Linked DNA regions of Homo sapiens: region 2 is linked to region 1. Evidence: read pairs that join two places in POLR2A ChIA-PET (ENCODE). Cell type or tissue: Caco-2. All regions are shown on one strand.

The links. ChIA-PET counts read pairs that join two places held together with the same protein. Peaks named below come from ENCODE experiments on the same cell type or tissue, not always from the same donor. Only the 100,000 strongest peaks of a DNase experiment are listed, where the experiment ranks them.
Region 2: POLR2A ChIA-PET joins it to region 1 with 5 read pairs; 2 of 35 experiments call an interaction of 5 or more read pairs at or near these places.

The regions. Positions count from the first base shown.
Region 1 is chr20:40,475,916-40,478,415 of GRCh38, reverse strand. No RefSeq gene overlaps it. Among named protein-coding and RNA genes, the nearest start is that of MAFB, 210 kb to the left of the region's middle. In Caco-2, no CTCF peak of the experiment used is centred here; a DNase peak (open chromatin) is centred at 1,526.
Region 2 is chr20:40,392,040-40,394,539 of GRCh38, reverse strand. No RefSeq gene overlaps it. Among named protein-coding and RNA genes, the nearest start is that of MAFB, 300 kb to the left of the region's middle. In Caco-2, no CTCF peak of the experiment used is centred here; no DNase peak of the experiment used is centred here.

The DNA of each region.
Region 1 (2,500 bases):
GTAGCTTGAGTATGATTTCCAAAGGCTGCCTTTGGCCTCCCTGCTCTTCTGTGTGGATGCAGCTAATGACCTCAATGGCTAGCTAATGGCATCTTACTCTGCAGTGATGGCTGTTCTGAACACAGAGTGGGAGAATGGTGGTGGGTCAGGATGAGTGGAAAAGTAATAGTTTGATGATGGAAATGCAGACAACTCTTGGATTAAACTCAGTGCTCTGTTCCTTCTCCGTATGGATCATGACATGTTCTCTACTTCTGTAATTGAAAAAAAAAGTGAGAGCACAATTTGTATAATCACTGGTAGAGCATTAAGTTGTCTGGGCTGGCACAAAACAGTGGACAGAAGAGCCAACTGCTGACCTCAGTAACACATGCCTAACTCCTAGTGCAAGGTTTGGCTTGGTAATAGGATCTTGGTCATAATTACTCATGGATGTTCATGGTTATCTGGACTGGGACTCACCCTCCCTGTCCATGCAGGCAGTCAGACCCTGCTGAGAGATGTGCAATTCATAAAATCCTTCTATGTGTCTAAGTCCGTGGTTGCTATTAGTCTGCAAAACATGAGAATAAAAGGACTAATTAAAAAAATTTAAACCCTTCGACTTTTATTTCACTCTGTTCCTTATGAAATAGTTGTTTTCTCAGCTACATCGAGACACTCAACATAGTAATCTGCTTAGTTTTAAACAACGTCCAAATGTTTTCATGTTTATGTACTCCAGTCATTCTTGGCTTGCTTAATAAATTCTACAGATATTTACTGAGTACCTACTCTGTGCTAGACATAGTTCTAGGTAATGGGGACCAAGAAGACAAAGGTGAGAAGTTTCCCATTATTACAGGGCTTATGTTCTAGGGAGGGAGGAAAACAATAAGGGGATAAACAAATATACAATGCTAGGTGACAGGGTTAGGGGGTGGAGAAGGTGGGGCAGGGGGTATGGCTGTAGTTAGGTGATCAGGAATGATTTTCTGTTAGAACAGAGACCTGATTGAAGTGAAGGAGAAGGCCATGTGGCAACCTGAAAGAAGAGTTGTGGTGATGAGAATAGCCATCTTGGCCTACCCTCATGGAGAAAGGTGCAGAAATGTGCAATATAATTTGGTCCAGAGATCAGGTGAAATCTCTACTCTCTGGACCTCTTGATCAATGGAGGTCCTTGCTAAGAGTGGGAATCCCCATAAGCTAGTATTTCCATGGTTATCTTGGGCCCTGAGGTTCACCTCTGAAAGAGCACTTACTGATCCATGCCATATTAACCCAGGCATGGTCAGCTCCTTCCTTGATTGTCTATTCCCCTGCCTTACACGCATACAGAAGTAATAACTCTTTAGACTTCAACGATGGCTTGGCAATTAGGAATACCAAGATAGCACCTACATCTCAGCTTCACAGCTGCTTCAGAGTAAACATTAGGTAACCTCCTTGTTTGAAATGTCCTTGGGTCCCAGGACCTCTGGAGAAGCATCACTGGCCTGTTCCCCAGACAACACAACTCCCAACCTCCTGATATCTTGATGGCTCTTTGATTCCTTTCCCCCTTCCCTACCTCTCTTCCTTATCGCCTCTTTCATGGGTTGCTCTTGGAATCTCCAAATTCCTCTGGCTTTATTGTGTATTGGCTCTTTCCAGCTTCAGCTCCATCTTTGGCCAATATTTGTCTATCCAAACTTATCAACATGCTCAGCATAACATGAGCCTTTTGTTAAACAGCATACCACATTTTCTTTAGAAGGCAGTAGTGATTAGAGAGAGAAAAATGCCGAGAATGAAGCACCATATGTATAGATCTTATACGGATACTGGGACAATATGTTCTGCTGGGTTTGTCTAGTGGTTAAGTCTAGGGTTGCATCTTCAGGAAGGGAAAGGACTGGGTGCTATGGATAAGAATAGTATGAAGAAGAGACAGACCCTACAGAAAGAAATGGGAAAGTAGAAGGTGGACTTCAGACCAGAGACATTCCCTCTTCAGGCTTTGTTCTCTTGAGCTTAAGTATTCAGAATGTGTTCATGGGCTTCCATAAACAGAGATTTATGTTTCATCTGGGGAGTGCAGCCCTCTGACTATATGAGTTGATAACCTGGAGAGACTTTTAGGGGAAGAGGGCATGTACAGCCAAAGAACCAGGCTGGGCACAGTGGCTCATGCCTATAATCCCAGCACTTTGGGAGGCTGAGGTGGAAGGATCTCTTGAGCCCAGAAGTTTGAGACCAGCTGGGACAACATGGTGAGACTTCATCTCTACAAAAAAAAAAAAAAAAAAAAAGCCGGGTGTTGTGGCACACACCTGTAGTCCCAGCTGTTCAGGAGGTTGAGGTGGGAGGATCATTTAAGCCCAGGAGGTTGAGGCTACAGTGAGCTGAGATGGTGCCACTGCACTCCAGGCAATGTATCCATCAGTATTCCATAGGCATATTCTCTTTGACCTAGTGTTTTCACTTATGGAAATGTGACCTAAAGATACACTTTCATGTGACATATATACAAAGATTG
Region 2 (2,500 bases), 84 kb after region 1:
CTTATTTTTGGAACACTGTTATGAATACTTTATCATATATATGGAATCTAATGAAGGATGAGGTGAGGTTTTAGAGCTAAAGATAGTTTAATCCAGCATGCTCCATAGAGCATCTGCAGAGGAGGAAACTGAGGCCCAGCATTGAGGAATGGCTTGCTCAAGGCTTTGGGACATCTGGGAGGATTCCTGGTTTCCTGCTCAAATGCATCTGCTTCATTCAGGAATTGACTACATCTTTTGGAATATGTTTTATCTGGCTGTTTTGAATGGGAACCCTGGGTTTTATGGCCCCGGTATCCTACTCCTCTGAGGGCTTTGTGATCTTTTTTCGCAGCTTGAATTGCTCCCTCCTATTTAATGCTCCTCCAATACCTTGTGCATTGTCCTCTTACAGACCTCAATGTCTCTGTCTTTCCTTCTCATTCATGACAAAGGCCATATTTTGCTCAGATCAGTATTCCAATGCATGGAAAAGATGAGAGTCATAAATGCCCACTTGCTAAATTTGTCGAATTCATATGTTTTTATAATGATGAGTAGTCAGAGGGAGAATTGGGCAGCAGGAGGGAGGATAGGGGCAAAGTATAATTATGTTACTTCATTTATTTTGGAAAAGACTTCCTGGTTGTATATACATTCCTAAGACCTTTCGCTGGGAGGAATGAGAATCAAAGTGCACATTAGTCAAGAACATGAACTTTGGAGTTAATCTGCCTGAGTTTGAATCCTAATTCTGTAATATACTAGCCATGCGACCCACCCAGAGCAAGTTATTTAATTTCTCTGTGTTCTTCCCAGGGAGAGGATCCAGAACTACTATTCAGGCGACTGGGATGTAGGCAGATGTTTATGTTAGCATGCATATAAATGCATGCGTATATGTAGACTTGCATATGTATATGTGGCTGTGCATTTATATGTAGGCTGGCACCTACAGTTCTCTTACATTTTCACTTCAAAGTTGCTTGGTGAGTTTGGTGACGTCGATCATTCATTCAATGAATAAACATGGAGTAAGCACCTAGAAGGTGGCAGACCCCATTAGGAGCTGAGGAAAGAGCCATGAATTAAACATGTTCCCTCACTTGAAGGTATGCAGTCTCTCACTAGTGAATAACTGTGATGCTGCATGTTAAGGACAGGGGCAGAGTCCTCTGGAAGCACAGAGGAAGGCGTGAGCAATTCTCTTGGAGAGTGGAGGGAGGCCATGACAGGCAGGGGGATTCTTGAGCTGTGTGATGAGGACAGGAGCTGTGGGTAGAGACAGAGCTGGGAGGATGTTTCAGGTAGAGAAGTGTGGGAAACAAAGATGAGGCTGATTGGAGACCAGGTGATTGGAGAATTTATTTGAATGTATGTGAGTTACTCTTTTCAATAGCTGTTAAGTTAAGACATAAATACTGAGTGTTTTGGACCTAACTCCCTAATAAAAGGATCAGGTTTTCCTTTTGGCCTACACTTGCCAGGAGAATATTACTGAGACACTAAGTGTGTAAGAAACTGAAAAAATGTGAGAAATTATAACCTAGACATTAACGTGAAGACACTTCCCAGGATTTTTTTGTTTGTTTGTTTGCCTTTGTTTTTTTCTGTATTGAAAGGCTTGTTATCAACTGTATTTACATGTAGTATCAAGATTGTAACAATATTATTTTTCATGAAGAAGGACAATCAGATGATCACAGTTGTGTGTATACATGCACACCAACACCCGCACACATACACACATGCACACATACACACACATAGGTAGGCACCTTCAGAGGGTAATTAACTTTGAGAAATGAAAATGATTAAAAATCAATTAAGATATCATTTCTAGAGAAATGAGGGGAATCAGGATCAGAAATTTCCAGGGAGGGATGATTTCCTCAGCAATGTGGCCTTCCCTTGAGGAAATGATTTCAAGCTCTCCTGGCCAGTGGGTGAGTTTTGCCGTCATGACGAATGTAGTGCATGCAGGAATCCCACATACCTGACACTTTTCCAGGGTTTCACACCTTTGTAATTTCATCACTTTTCCAATGAGTCCACGATGTTTCTCCAGAATGAGACTACATCATCCTCGCTTTGTGTTCAGTTCCATCCATTCTAATTCCTGCCAATATGTCCAAACTTCCTCCATCCAACAAGACCATCTTTCAGTGCTTTAAGACTCAACACACTGTCCTTCTCCCCACTTTTGTTTTCTGTCAAACATCTTCAAAGTTGCTGTCATCATTGTTGTCAAAAACTGGCTCTGGATCTGTCACTAAGTGACCTTCAAAAGCCTTAGACAGGGAAAGCATGGCTGATGAATAACATCAACAAAATCACCTCTTAGAACATATTTTCCTCTGCTTTTGGACTACTGCATGCCCTAGCTTGCTCACCTTATCTACCACTGTATTTATGGATCTGAAAGCTCAACTCTTTAATGGAAATCTTGATAAAAAATTCCACCTCTCATTCTACAGCATTTGTTGGTCCCAATCTAGTTGGTGTTGTGACCACAGTGTAT